Linked DNA regions of Mus musculus: region 1 is linked to region 2. A link is a loop called in an ENCODE intact Hi-C map of the cell type or tissue named here. Cell type or tissue: heart. All regions are shown on one strand.

The links. A loop is a pair of places that touch in the nucleus more often than their neighbours do. Peaks named below come from ENCODE experiments on the same cell type or tissue, not always from the same donor. Only the 100,000 strongest peaks of a DNase experiment are listed, where the experiment ranks them.
Region 1: a loop joins it to region 2, with 2.4 times the contacts of the local background. A loop is called at or near these places in 2 of 42 quality-filtered maps.

The regions. Positions count from the first base shown.
Region 1 is chr2:148,577,502-148,585,501 of GRCm38, reverse strand. No RefSeq gene overlaps it. Among named protein-coding and RNA genes, the nearest start is that of Gm46770, 19 kb to the right of the region's middle. In heart, a CTCF peak has its summit at 4,715; no DNase peak of the experiment used is centred here; H3K27me3 peaks cover 620 bases.
Region 2 is chr2:148,748,165-148,756,164 of GRCm38, reverse strand. It overlaps Cstl1 (cystatin-like 1), which reads right to left and starts at 5,804. Exons shown (of 4, transcript NM_177655.4): 1 at 5,765-5,804; 2 at 5,011-5,354; 3 at 1,448-1,558; 4 at 731-901. The coding sequence starts at 5,238. The coding sequence ends at 818. In heart, CTCF peaks have their summits at 3,684 (motif pointing right) and 4,079 (motif pointing left); no DNase peak of the experiment used is centred here; H3K4me3 peaks cover 467 bases; H3K27me3 peaks cover 513 bases.

The sequences.
Region 1 (8,000 bases), 170 kb after region 2:
CATGCTTTCCTGGCATTTGGGACTTTCTGGTTGCTATCCCCATTTACCCATCTCCCCCCCCCCCATTGCTACACACCTCTGTTCAATTTCCTGACCTCTGTACATCTCCCCCCTTCTCCTCCCACACCTGATTCTTCCTCTTTTTCCCCTCCCCGACTTCTCTTCCTCCCAAGTCCCTCCCACCCTCTACTTCCCTTGATTATTTTGTTCCCCCTTCTAAGTAGGACTGAAGAGTCCACAATTTGATCTTCCTTCCTCTGAGCTTCATGTGGTCCATGAGTTGCATTGTGGGTATTTCACACTCTTTGTCTAATATCCACTTATCAATGAGTACATACCATGTGTGTTCTTATTTTATAATGAAATGTTCTATCGATATCTTCTAAATCCATTTGGTCCATAACTTCTGTTTCACTGTGTCTCTGTTTAGTTTCTGTTTCCATGATCTGTCCATTGATGAGAGTGGGGTGTTGAAGTCTCCCACTGTTATTGTGGGAGGTGCAATGTGTGCTTTGAGATTTAGTAAAGTTTCTTTTACAAATGTGGGTGCCCTTGCATTTGGAGCACGGATGTTCAGAATTTTGAGAGTTCTTCTTGGGAGATTTTTCCTTTGATGAATATGTAGCGTTGTTCTTTATCCTTTTTGACAACTTTTGGCTGAATAATTTTATGTGATATCAGAAAGGCTACTCCAGCTTATTTCTTGGGACTATTTGCTTGGGAAATTGTTTAAGGATTATTTTTCTTAAACTTCCAAGTCACCATCCACCAGTGAAGTCAGGGCAAAAATCTTGGAGGAGAACTGCTTACTGGTTTGCTCCCCTCTGCTTTTTTAGCCAGCTTTTTACACACGGAGAACTGCCTGCCCCAAGATGTATCATAACAGTGGGCTGGGCTCATCCACATCAACCACCAACAAAGAAAATGCCCGACAGACATGCCCACTGGCCAATCAGATCAAGACAATCCCCTAATTGAGACTCCTTTAATTACTATGGGTTGTTTCAAGTTGACCACTGAAGCTAAGTGGACAAGAGTCCTTTGGGGAATCTGAGGACAGCATACCTAAAAGAGGCTCCTCTGCCGCTTCCAGTGCCAGGGTCTTCCCTTCATTCCTGCATATAGGGGTGAAGTCAGTCATGTCTGGAAGCCTGAAGGCAACATGGGCTCTTCTATTGTCCACTGACTCAAACTCTTCATGGCCTTGAGGGCATTTGAAGTACAACAAACCCAAGGTGGTGGTAAGCATCCAGGCCAAACCCTTCCAGTTAATCCATCCCTATATCCCTGGCTACTGCCTATTGGGCATTTTAGACCCTGTTCACTCTACTCACTGGACCTCAAATCCACTAGCTCCTAGATCTGTGTCCAGAACTTAGAGGTTCTAGGCAGGAAAACCCCTCAGTCAGTGACCTCAGAAAGAGGTGTGAGCTGCAGAAGAGCATGGAGTGGTCACAGAGACTAGCCACAGCTGGTGGCATAAGAGTAGGAGCTTCCGTTGAGGTGACAGAATGGATATTTGAGACAAGGAGGAGCTGGCAGGGACAAGGCGGTATCCTGAACATCAAATCAGCACATACAAATGAGGAAAGATAAAGACACTCCTTTACCTTGATCTTTTAAATGACAGGATACATGGGATTTTGGTAGGAAGTCACTCCCTTGTGTAGACAGGATTGGATGGGAAAGATGGCTAAGAAAGGGAATATATGGATATGATGGCTACATGTGTGTTTGCTAATGTACCTCTGAAACTAACTTGATGTGGGTAGGAAGTGACTGTGAAGGGGATGTGGAAGATGACTTCTATGTCTACACAGGAGAAACTGGTGGGAGTGTTGCCATGGTGATCAGACACCCAGTGTTATAGTGCCATTTCTTCCTTTCCCCATGGGTTTGGGCCATCCTCTTGGCAGGTACCCTGATGGAATATCGGTTATAGTCACAGGGCCAGTTTGAGGTGTCAGTTCAGCTGTTCAAGGGTTACAGTGGCCTTTGGGCTCCAAGACTAGCTGGGCCACACTGACAGTGATAAACTTCCTCAACAAGGCCACATCTAATCCAACAAAGCCAGACCTCCTAATAGTGCCACTCACTATGAGCTAATAATTCAAACACATGAGTCTAGGGGGACCATTCCTATTCAAACTACCACAGAGTTCTACAATATGATGGTCATTCACTAACCCTCTGAAACTATAAGCAAGCTCTAAGTCAAATGCTTTCTCTCATAAGTTGCCTTGGTTTTATTATAGGCATTGTCACTTTCTGAGCTGTTTTAGTGACACCAAATTTGCTTTATAAACAGTTGATTTGCTCCAACTTTGGAGAATTCTTTGATTTAGTTTTCAATTTTGAGGCAAAAAAGGGCCAGGAACATGGTGGTTTGGGTGAAAGAACTACTGAGATGTGCCCAGACGTCAAACACCTGCTGGTGTGCTAAATCAGGAAAAGAGCAAAAGCAAAGCCATCAAACAAGAGCCACAGACGAGTGCTTGGGTGGAATGTCTCAGCATCCTGTAAACCACAAGCGCTCTGCTTCCAGAGTCTCAGCTGGGCTGGCTCCTGCAGATCAGTGCATGTACCTAGGGGAAAGTGAGGCTAGAGCTCCAGGAACCAGCCCATTAAATGTTGGCCAATTAATTAATTTTGGTTAAGCAAAGTATACCTGTTAGTTTTTGTCAGCTTGACGCAAACCTAGACATATCTGGAAAGAGAGTCTCAATTGAGGAATTGCCTCCATCAGATTGTCCTGTGAGCATTTCCAATGCTGATGGAGTAGTATTAACTCCTATGATTAAATGGTAAGATTCAAGATTTCATAAGAATCTCTCTCTCTCTCTCCTCTCACTATCTATCTATCTATCTATCTATCTATCATCTATCTATCTATCTATCTATCTATCTATCTATCTAATTTGTAGAATCATCAAGTATTATATAAGCACCTCTGTGAGTCAGATCCCAGTGTGGTTGTGTGACACACAATTGACCATAATTCCTCTTGACTGCAGTTCCCTAAAGGAATGTGGACACAAATGAAGCTGTTTTATTTGCGTCTTTAAAATATGACCACAAAGCTCCACACAGAGTTCATTGCTGGTCATAATTCCCATCCTAGATCTCACAAACCACAGCTTACTACTTGGGACTTTTCATTGTAATGTCTGACTAGGGAACTCACAGGAAGACAGAAACAAGATGTTGTTTTGAACAAGAGAGGCTCCAACCTGCAGTTTCTACATTGACCCCATGGCTACATGCTGTGCATTTTTCTTTCTCTATTTGAAGGAAATCCACGGAAGGGTTTATGTAATGGGACACTAGGACCATTCCTAGCCAGATGCAGCCCCTACCCCATATCCGAATTTTATTTTTGAATAATATTTTTATCGTCGACTTCATATTCATAAGGCAAATAATAAGACATGCCATAGGTGGTGAATCAGGAGAAACCATGCTGTTTCCTGACCTAGTATAAACAAAACACCCACCCACCCCAAAGCATCCTGGGAATAATACAGCCTTCTTTTTACCTCCAGGGCTAGGAGAGGTCTGGACATTGGTTTCTGCTTGCTTTATTTGTTTTGTTTTGTTTTGAAACAACATTGGCAATGACGAAATGGTGCTCTGGGCGTGGCTTGTCCTAGTCTCTGTACTGGCAGTTTTTCTGGAACTGTGTCTGCCATAAACTTAGCAGTTCTGCTCTGTGGCTTGGAGGTCGCTCACTGTTTCATTATTAGGCTTACTACACACCAATTGGCTTGATATTTTCACTCCAGCTCTCATGCTATGTGGTCCAAACTGGCCTAAAATTCATAATCTTCCTCGCTCCCAAGTGCCAGGCTAATGAGCGTTCACCAGCACAGCTGGCAGAACCACTTAGAAGACGCTGTAACATGTAACAGATCACATCCTCTGGCTAAGTAGCCACTTAACTGAACCATTAAGTATAAAGTGTGCACAGGTTTGATTTGTTAACATCTTATAACTGTATGTCATTATCATATTCTGTCAAGTAAATTCATGCATTTAGTCATGAAGGATTTAAAAGTAGGCTGATTTTTTGTTTTATTTATTTAATTCTTATGCTATATGAAGAACATTATAGGGACAATTGATAGAATCAAAATATGGACTGTGGGTTAGACAATATCAAGGCAGAGTTTTCTGGTTTTGAGAACAATTGTTTAGCTGTGTGTTAATGGGTTGTCTTTTCTTTTTCTTTCTTTCTTTCTTCTTCTTCTTTTTTTTTTTTTAGGAATTAAACACTGCAATAAATGAGAGAACATTTCTCCAACTTAGTCTCAAATGCTTTGAAATAAAATGTGTGTAAGTGTGCATTGGGTGGGGGAGGGCAAAGCATGTGGACCAATATGTAATTAATTTGTAAATCTGAGTAAAATGCAAAGAGGAATTCTTGTGCTACTCTTGTGACCCTTTAAAATTTGAAACAATATCAAAGTAAAAAGTTATCCCAAGTGCTGTGTTGGGAAGAAAACAACCATATGGTATATGACCCAGAAAACAAGTGGTGGTCCTATGGCCTTACGATTTATTATCCATATAATACATATTTATTTTTATTATTTGTCTTAACACTTTAAAAACAGGCAGATGACACAGTGTTCTTCCTGGACCATTGAGGGCTTATGACAAAACAGAGTCAGTTTCTGAAAGAGCACGCTCTGCTCAGCCCATTCCTTCTATTCCTTTTACTGACACACGGTGGTGCTATTGGTGATGGAACTTACATTCCGTGGCAGAATGACTCTGACCTGGCAAAGGCTGCCTTGGAAGTGCAGAGTAGCTGACAGGTAGGCAATTATGGTGCAGAAAGAAGAGGAATGAAGTCTTGCAGGGAAATGTGGCAGGGTTAAATGTAGTGAGATAGTTTTAGTCTTGGTGAAGAGGTTTTGTTTAGAAGGAGACCAGAAGTCCCAGTTGCATATGAAACAGCAAATGTGGAAATGTAGTGAATGAATGATTTGGCAGTAGTTGGGCTTCTCCATGGATACTGGGGCATGTGTTCCACCTCTTCCAGGGTCTCGGCATTTGCAATAGAACTTGGATGCTCAGCCTCTTTTCTTCCCTTGAACCTTTTCTGACTGTCTATTGTATTCTAACTGGAGGGTGGGACCCCAACAACAGAGATGAACTGTCCACACCGAGGCCAAAAGAGTATCGCTCCCTAGCAGCTTTTCTGTAGACAAGAGTTAGTATACCTGTGGTTTAAAGAACAAAAGCAAACAAACAGATGGACAGACAGACAGACAAAAAAACATGACAAGACAAAACAACAAAAACAAATCAAGAGAGAAAACATAGTGGTTGTTTAAAACCATTCTTGTAGGGTTAATTATGGACATTCACTCTGCCAACAACAAAAAGTATCACTGCTATTAATCTCTACTGCTCAGAGCCTGTGAATAGAGCCCCCCCACCCCCAGAGTAAAAAGACTCTGACTAGGCTCCTGAGAGTATCCTGGATGCTACAGGCAGGTTCTAGTAAAAGGATCACAAGAAGACAGCAGAACAGGGCTGGGAGCAAGGATGTCAGAGATGTCAGAAGTCTGGAGAAATCAGAAGAGGAAAAGGAAGGGTTTTCCCCTTAAGCCCTCCAAGGAAGAAGCCTTAATTCCAGCCCTAGATGGCTCACTTTGCAAGTCTGCTGTACAGAACAGTAAGAGGATTAATTTGTGGTAGCTTAAGTAGCACCTCTGTGCTAATTTATCACACTGGTCGTGGGAAACACAGTTAACCACTAAGCTTCTAGAGAGCTCCTTGTGCACCAGAGGGTAACGGATATGTGTGTGCTCTTTTAGCCTTGTGGAAGCTTTAGGACAAGAAAGAAAGGAGGGTGAGGAAGGAAAGAAGGAAGGGAGGGAGGGGGGGAGGGAGGGAGGGAGGGAGGGAGAAGGAGGCATGGAGGGAGGCAAAGAGGGAGGAAGGGAGGGAGGGAGGGAGGGAGGGAGTCACTGAACTTGGAAAGGGGTGTATTGAGAGAGACTAAAATATACCTTGCCAGATATTTGGATGAAAATTTATAACATAACATGCTATTTTAATGCATATTTGAACAACCATCTCAGAGACATAAATTTTCTTGTGACTTCATTACAGAAGCTTATGTACTATCTGCTGGAAGTGAAGAAATGAAACAGATTCTGTGCATATTAGAGTTTGGGAACACGCCCTACTAAGGTCATCCAATGGCGTGCAGTGAGCTAGGAGGGAGGGAGGCCTAGTGGCTGGCATTAAGGTCACTAGGGTGTGTCTTTGAGGTGGGATGTTGGGTCTGTACTTCCCTATTTCTGACTACCATGAGGAAAGCAGCTTCACACCACAGCCACGGCCGTGTTTCCCTGTCATTTTCAGCTTCACCACAAGCCCCAAGTGATAGGCTGGGCTAACCATGGGCCGAAAACTTTGAAAGTGTGAACCAAACAAATCTCTTCTTTCTTTAAGCTCTTTCTGGTGTCTTGCCACATCAAGAGAGCTGACTTGTATGATGCCCTCAGGGAAACTTCCCATAATTGTGTTCAATTCCATGTCCCCCATCCTTACCCCCTTCACCCCCTCCCCCCGTCCTCTTACTCCTCCCCATCTTCTAAGGAGCTGAGCTGCTGTGACAGGTGTAAAGGCAAGGGCTTTCACCAATATACATCCAGCATGCTTCCTACCTGGCCTGACTTTACCTTTTCATATCTTGCCTCTTTTCCCATCAGCTCCTCTGCCCCTACAATTTTCTTCTTCCTGATTTATATTTTTCTTCTTGTTTTTGTTGGATAAACATTCTGTGTTTTTGTGCCTTTCTTCTAAGGTGAATGGACCTTCAATTTTTCTTTTTGTTTTTGAGAGAGAGACTAACTTTATAGCTCAGGCTTACCTCAAAAATTCACTTTGTAGCCCAGGATTGCTTCAAACTCACTGGGATCTTCCTCTCTCCCCTAAGGTGCTGAGATAACAGTATGTGTTGTTGACATACCGAGCTGGCTTTAGACTTTCTGAAGCAGCCATTCAAGTTGTTAAGTTTGTAGTGTTTGGAGAATCTAGATCTAAGGGCCACTTTGGTCTAGAGAGGGCCTCAGCCGACTCAGGGAATGTGATGTGTTGGCCAAGCCATCTAAACCACAACACTCATGTTTATTGTCCCACACACCACACAAAGTCTTGTGTTGACATGTGGCTGCTGGGGACTGGGGGGTGTGGCTTAGTGATACAGCATTTGTAAAGGATGTGGGAAATACTGGGATCTAGCCTCAACACCACCCACATATGTCAAGGAGCTGCATTTTAATCTACATTCTTAAATAAATAGCTCCAGACCACACCAAAACATCCTGGAAGAATTTTTAGATGGTTGAAGAAGCAAGTTTCTTTAGCGAAGAGATGTGATGGCTTCTCTAAATGACTGGCTTGTGCTATTTTGATGATGAAGTTGTACAGGGATAGAAGCAGTGGCATGGATCATTTACATGTAGAGGGAGTGTCTTTGAAAAAGCAATTCTTTTGTCACCAAGGATTGCACACATCTTTGAAAGATGGCCACAGTGAGCACTGGTGCACTTCGTTTTCCCCAAAATCCTGCAGGATTGAATGTTGGTGACTAGCGTTTGTTTATAGGGGGCAGTTGCGCCGTCATTGTTTTGTTTTTATCAGATAAAACCACCCATCTGAGAAGGCCATGCTTGAGTCCATCAGAGGTGAGGAGTTATGGGCAGAGGGATGTGGAGATCCTTCTGTGTCAGCTCAGTTGCAGAGGAGACAAATCGATCCTAAGACCTGCAGGTGGGAGTCTCAGGCAGCCCACTACATGCAGAGGAACTTCTGGGCTCTCTCAGAGTAACTCATGTTCTCCCAAGATTGCAACACTTGGCCAGGCAGAGCTCATTTTTTCATTCACTCTCAGAATGAATTAGCATCTTAGGCAGAATAAATCTGAAGAAGACTAGGAAGTTTGTCTCATGTTTTGCTGTGGTGTCTTGTATTTGCTTGGA
Region 2 (8,000 bases):
TCAATGAAAGTAGACAGACAAAAGTGTAAACCTCTGAACTGTAAACCAGCCCTAATGAAATGTTTTCCTTTGTAAGAATTGCTGTGGTCATGGTGTCATTTCACAGCAATAGAAACCATCACTAAGACACTGCTGCTGCTGCTGCTGCTGCTGCTGTTGCTGCTGCTGCTGCTGCTGCTGTTTCTGCCACCGCTGCAGCCGCCTCTTATCCTTCTGCCGCCTCTTATCCTTTTGCTGTTGTAAGTCATAGCCTTGGTACAATCGTTCCAAATCTACACTGGTATTCAGCTGTGTTTGGTCATGGGACTTCAGACATGCTCATCATGACATGTGTGAGTCACAGTGTTGTATGTACTGGCAGGTTATAAAGCTCCCTATCCTGGACCCAGAGAACGCAGAAGCATGGTAGAAAGAACAATGAGACTCCCCAGAGGGATATCAGCCTCCTATTCAAGTACAGCAGTCCCTGGTGACCACTGCATTTCTGTGAGGTGTGCGTGAACTGCAAGTGTGGAAGGCACAGGGGTTCATGTGTGGGAATGCTTGTATAAATTTGTGTGGTGGGGGTTCATGTAAAGTATATGAGGGCAGGTGTGTAGTGTGTGTGTGTGTGTGTGTGCGTGTATAAAGTAAAATAAAGGAGCTGTTACTATGTGTGTTGTTGGGTGTCAATGTTGTGAGCTTGTGTGTGCTTGTGTGTGTGTAGAAACACCCCAGGGAGGACCACGGGTCCTCTTACAATTTTACACACCACAGGCAGTACAACCAGTACACACCACAGGCATCTGGGTGTCAGCAGAGCTCTTTACATAGACACTCAGCTCTCCTGGCAGGAATTGTTCCAGAGCTGGTAGTAGTTCATCCAGGGTACAGAGTATATCAGTGATTTGCAAATCAGGCTCTGTGGAAAAGGAAGAAGAAAAAAACAACTAATCAGCTTTACAGAAAATAGCTTTCAAAGAGTGAGACAAAGGCTCCGGTTCCTCAGGCCCTGGGGCACCCAGGAAGGAACTGTCCCTCTGAGACCCAAGGCAGGTGACTCTGGAACCCTGAGTTCCAGGAAGGAGTACAGAGTTTCTTCCTCTCCTCCCACTCCTGTACCTACACCCTGGCATAGGAAGAGGCCCTCATTATCTACCATCTGGCCAAAGAAGGACCAGCAACATAGAAAGGGACAATGTGGTACAATGAGAGACAGCAGAACTGAGAAGATGCAGAGGAGGTGATGGGACAGTCCTCGGTAACATAGAGAAAAGGAGCAAGACCATAACAGGAGTCCTAGTGAGAAGCAAATAACACTTGCACCCTGGGGCTCTGTGGGGAGAAACAGATGCACCAAGAAGTGTGAGCTTGCCCTAGGGCTGGGCATTTGAGATTCTCACAGCTTCAGAATATTCACTCCCCATCCTTGGCCTTCAGGTGCACTCAGAGAACCCCCAGCACATACCTTTTTCAGCTTGCTGCTTTGCAGGGGGCAGGAGGCTTTCTTCGTCTCATTTTTCTTACATTTGGTCCTGCCAATCTTCACAGTAACCAAATACTCCACCCCTGTGGTCAACTGCAGAGAAGTAATTAGTCACATTTCTAATTTCCACTTTGAGTGTCTAGTGGCTGACCCTCTCCAGGAGGAACCAAGTCATGACTGCTGTTTCCTGCAATCATACATCAAAACTCAACTCCTTCCTCCTCTCCCATTGAGTGATTCTGGCAACTGAGATCTCTGGTCATCCACAGCCTTGTGCCCTCAACTTTGCTGTGGTAGCCACATATTGCCTCTATTTTGTCCTCCACTCATCCCTATGATAAGACAAGCTGGGTTGCCTGGTAACCACAGAACACCATAGTTCTCATATTGCAGTGAGGTGCATGGCCCTATTTCTTCCCAGTCTGTGCAGTTATTCACTCCTTCTCGACTTTCCTTTCCAGTCAATCAGAAAGAAGAGGACAATTTAGCAATACATCTAAATATGGATCAGAGAGATGGCTCAGCAGTTAAAAGCACTTGTTGCTCTTGCAGAGGACTAAGATTTGGTTCCCAGAACCTGAATGGCAGTTCACAACCATCTGTAACTCCAGCTCCTGGGAATCCAACGCCCTCCACTTATCTCTGCAAGATCTGTGTGGATGTGGTGCACTTCTATACAAATACTTGAAAACAGAACATTGATACACATGAAAATATGTCTTTTAAAACTTATAGTTTAGGAGTCAAATTGATTCTAGGCATTCACTCCCCACGTATCAGCTCTGAAACCTTGAGAAAATAACCTCACAGCCTCCATTTGCAAGGGACACATAAGTATCCGAACTGTTTGTGGAGTCTGTGAGCAAAACAGAAGCACTTCCACTAATGCATCTAAAAAATAATAATAAAACAAGCTATTGTGTAGATATTTCCTCCCAATCGAAACTTTCCCTCTGGAGAGTGGAGGCTGGCTTATAAGATTCAGGAATCAAATAAAGCAAGATCTTAAGGTCTCCTACCCAAGGTGATTAAGGAGAGGTTTGGGCTAGGTGAACCACCTGTGACACCTTCAGGAACTTCTGAGATGCCATTATGATCCTAAGCCCTTTCTGGAGTAGGCTTTTTTGGTGATACAGCTGCTATTGAGTCACCCATGTTCCCTTTAAGTATCCCCCATAAACTCACTGGTAAACTAAGCTAGACTTTCTTGGAATTGTTGCTTTGGTCTGTTGTTGGTGCCCTATCTGTAGTAAGTAGACATTTGTTGTTCAGGTTTCCCCAGGAAAAGCCACACGGGGGTATCCTAAGGACTTTTAAGTTATTAAACGTTTCTGCCAAAGTGTGTAGAGCAGCTATGACAGCTAGAGAGCCAAGAACAGAAGAATGGCCTGCGCTGACGACCTTGCTTTCTCTCCCATGAGCTTTCCACCTGATATGCTACCCCCTGTTCCCTACATCTGTTTCCTCCTGGGGCAGTGGACAGTGCGAGATGATGCTGTGCTAACCAGGTAAGGCAGAGAGAACACCAGCCAGGGCCAGCTCTCAGGGGTCCATCTGTCTTCTCTTACTCATGGTCAAACCTAAGGCTGTGAAGACTAAGAAGGGGGAGAGGAGGAAGAGGAGAAGGTGGTGGTGGAAGAGGGACTGGGGAGTCTTTTGTGGAAAAGAAGCCCTACACATGGAGTAAAACACTAAGGAAATATGGTGGCCATTGACCCAGGTCTGGCACCTCAAAAGAAATGTGTAGATTCGAGAGAACTACATATAGTGGAGAGAAGCTCTTGGGAGTCTCCTGCTTCTTGTGCCCAAATGCCAGTGGTCCAACCTAATGAGATAGTAAGTCTGTCTAGGGGAGATGCAGGCAGAAAATTCACCTTGATCCTGGTTGAATGATCCCCATAGAAAAACCTAAGGCCAGGTCCCAAGGCAATTGCTCATGGCTGCACTGCTAACGCAATCTCAGTCCTAGCCTGGAATGCCCTAGAATGCACGTGCTCCTCTGCTGTCATCAAGGTGGCCATTCTACATATGCACGGGGATGTTGTAGAACTGTGCCAACCACTGTCACACTGCCTAGCCATCGGCAGGTTGTATGTAGAGGAAACCTAAAACATGCATGCACATGAAACTTCTTACTCACTATTAGTCTCCATTGTTCACTTAGAATACAGCCATATCAGTAAATATTTGACAAGTGCCACTAGGTGGCAGCATTGTGCTAAATTGTTGCTGTTCTGACTCATTTTGCCTCTGAAGAAGCGGCAGGAAAGATTCTAGATGATGCGTAATCATGATTCCACAGCTGGGAACAGCTGAAAGGTGAAACCAGGCCCACCACTTACCACGCTTGTCTACTACCCCCTCTTTGCAGGATTGAGACGTTCAAAGTCACATCTAGATATTGAGATGTCCAGAAACCTGTGTCCATGATCCTCCCTTTCCAAGTGACAGGTCCAAATTGTCCGCTTATCACTTTAAATAACTTCAAGTTTGCATATAAACATTTAAAAAATATTTTCGACTAGTTAACTGTTAATGGTAGAAGGTTGATTTCACAGGTTATATTAGTATCTCAATTATAGTTTAAGGAAACCGATCAAAGTGAAGACGAAGCAGCGCCACCTTGTGGTTATAGTGCATAATACCAAGGAATCCCCAGGAATGTCTGTGTTGGGATTAAGGAACTTTAGCTATCAAACTTACATTGCCCACCCGGCCCCATGTCTTCCCCTTCTTGCTGTTAACTCCTGTTCCATCTGCTTTCCATTCTCTCTGACTAGTAATCTTCTCTCATAGTGAACGATTTCTTCTCAAAACTGCATAGCTAGGAAGCAGAATTGTTTCTGACTGGTTTGATCTGACCTTGAGGAAACATTGGCTCAATAGTTTTCAAGCAAATGCTTTCCTCTACCGCCTTTCGACTGATAAGATTCACAACAAAGTTGTGTGTAAAACAAAAGAGAAGGCACAATGACACGCACATGTGATCCTAGCACTCACATGGAAGGAGGGAGGACTGTGCCTAAAAACAGGTAGAATTAATCTGGCTGCATTCCCTGACCCCATTGCTCTCACCAAAGACTTGTTGCTCTAAATGTCTCAAACACAAAATTCAATCCTGATTTACAGTCCTGGACACTGAAGAAATAAAAATGCTGTTGGAAGTAAAGGAATCTACAGAGCCTGCTTATGGTTTTTCCAGATAATATCATTAAAAAAAAAAAAAAAAAAAAAAAAAGACATCCCCATGCTGCCCTCTGGTAGGCAGAACAAAATGCAATTTCTCCCATAGAACAATGCAGAGTAGCTACAGGTCAGCTTTTGGCCAAGGAAAAGGTAGTAAGGATTAGTTTCCAGCCTGAGGCCAGACTAGGTCACGACCTGGCTGTGATGACCAAATGAGCTGCTTAACTCAGAGATATCGTGTGCACCCATTGCACATGAAGCTACCTGAGGAGTTTCCAGGACTTGGTTATAGAAAATCCCCATATGTCTCAAGAAGCAGGATGGGGCTTGTGTTGATGTCCGGGCAACAAAGCACAAACCTGCATCTGACCTTGAATTAGCTTCTGAACTTGATACAAGTAGGTGTCGTTGCTTGCGTTGTTGTAAGAGCGGATGAAAAAATGGAGTGTCGAGTTGATGTTTTTCTTGCTCATGGCCTTCTCCTTGAAACCCCCCCACCTCTGGATGTGATTCACCTTAGCCATTACGACCACAGTCACCAGCAACAGCAGCAAGGGGATCCTCAAACCTCTGGCCTTCATCTCCATGGCTTCGGAAGGCACTTAGCTGCAGTGCTGCCAGCTTTCGAGTGCAGCAACAGTTCTCTCCGCCTTCCACAGCAGTCTTGCCGGCATTGGCTTCCTGGGAGACAGCTTCACGGACCCTAAAGCAGAGATCAAGACACTGAGTTCACTCTTCCAAAGTGCTAAGGACACTATCCATGGAAAACTTCCCAAGGGCCAGAGCAGTGCTCCTGCCACTAGCAATGGCCATTCTGTTCTTTAGCAATCCAGGTTAAGAGGTTGTCTCTGCACACATACCAAGCCATGAGAGCGTTCCCTAGCCTTGCCTGTACATGTAGTGTGATCCCAAGAACAGACTTCAGAGCCACACAATAAAGACATGCTATAGCAGAGGGCACTGTGTATGGAAATAGATGAAAGTTTATGGAATAAGTTGTATTTGAACTGAGACAAAGGAATTGACCACATGGAACCTGGCGTAGTATATTCCACCCACCTTATCAAGTCACCAGCAACCCCTGTGCTTCCTCAGTCAGGTCCCCTTACTCACCTGCCTCCTACCTGCCACAGATTTCTCTCTGCTGTTTCCCACTGTGCTGGCAGGTTCCCAGGCTATCCCTTGTAATCCTGTTATGACCCAGCAGAGCTTTGTGAGGTAACCCCAAGCTCCCCATGTGAAGTCAGCCAGGAGTCTTACTCAGAAATTATCGCTGCAGGGTGCAACCTGTATGTTAAGAGCTCATTACAGTACCCTAATGTTTTGCCCCCAGCAAAAGAACAATAGTAAGAGAATCAACAAAGCCTTGGACTAGAGAGATGTTTTCTTCAGTGTCAGCATAAGGATCCTAGCTTAGATCCTCAGCACTCACAGAAAAGTCAGATTGGGCTGTGAACACTAATAGCCATAGTGTTGGAAAGCAAATATGGGTGGGTCCCAGGGCCTCACCTGTCAATCAGTGTGGACAAAATGCTAAGTCTAGGTTCATTGAGAGACCTAGCCTCAAAAATAAGACAGAGAGTAATGCTGTAAGACATTCCAATAGCAACCTCTGGCCTTCATACACATCTACCTGCACCAACATACACACACACACACACACACACACACACGCACGCACACACACGCACGCACATATACCACAATCTGAATGTACTGTAGTGACTGTATTGTGAAATGCTAACTTCTTAGTTTTATAGTTGTACTGGGATTATGTCAATGTTTCAGGAGGTTAAAGACCTAGGCGAGGTTCTGTGGGCTTTTGTTTGTTCGGGATCTTTTCAGTCTATTTGTAAGTTTCATATTATTTCAAAATTAAAGTTTAAACGTTAAAAACTAAAACTAGTCATTGAGAAGCAGAGTGATATGGCAGGCAACACACATGTCTCATGCTCCAGCTGTACTCTGGAGATTCTGGGCTACTTAATCTCCCTGAGCCTAGATTTTTTCATCTCTGTTTTTGAAACAGAGTCCCATTATAGAGTTCTGGCAGGCCTGGAACTCACAGAGATCTGCCTACTGAGTACTGGGATTAAAGGTGTGTGCCACCACACCTAGCATTTGTCCTTGTGTCCAGCACTGGAGATTTCTCAAAATCATCTGTGTGATTCTTCCTGAATCTGATTCATATGCTGGATCCATTGTCTGATGAGCTCCTAGTCCTAGTCTAAGCTTCATTGTGTCCCTCCAGTAATAATAGTTTATAGTACTATTAGGGTACCACAGCGTCCATATTGTGCTCCATAGAGTCCTAGAATCTGTCGAGCTCCAGACATGGAAGCTTTAGAACACTCTAGGTTGGATGAGCCGAACTCACTACAAAATAGATGTCTCACCTATACCTTTCTCCTCTGTATTAGAAATGACTTGTTAAGTAAGCTCTGCTACTTGGGTGGAGGAAGAACTCTGCTTATTGACAATCAACACACTATTAATTAAGCTAAATATAGCCAACAAAATTGGATTGTTATGTGCCAGCAGAAGGACAGAGGTGTACGAAACATTCTGTTTAACTGAACTTGGGGTTCAGTTCTTTCTTTCTTTCTGCTATGTATTTTAAATTTTTATTTTATATTTATGAATGTTCCGCCTGAATGTACATGTGTGTTCCACTTGTGTGCTTGATGTCTGACAAAGTCAGAAGGGAGCGTCAGAGTCCCATGAGCTGGAGTTACAGATGGTTGTGGACCACCAATGTGGGTGCTGGGAATCAGGTACAGGGCTTCTCTGCAAGAGCAACAGTACTCTTAACTAATGAGCCATCTCTCCAGCCCTGGGGCTGAGCTTTTCAAACAGTCCTCTGCTGAGCCTGAGTGTAAGTCATAACTGCACAATAGAACTGCTTCCTGCCTCATGTCAGTGTGGGCATCTTGTTTCCTGAATTAGTTCCCCCCAAACAATACCAGAAAGACTGATGATTTGGAGGAGAAAATAAATATTTATTTAATCTATGGGATAAAGGAGAAATAACTGGCCTATTTGTATCAATGGGATATAGAATAAATGGGCAGTTTTTTTTAATGTTCAAGAACTAAGTGGGGTCCATTGTCTGGTGAGCCTTAAGCCTTAGTCCAAGCTCTTTGTGGAATAAAGACAAAATAGAGACTCTAATTACAATCATAAATATGAGAAATACAGTGAGTATCAGAAACCTGCCTTTGAATTAAAGGAAAAATAAGGAGCCAGAGATATAATGCCATAAGGAATGAAGACAAAAAGGGGGAAGTAAGGGGCTTGATAACACACTCGAAACAAAGGCAAAGAAGGTACTTGCTTATCTTCACAGAAT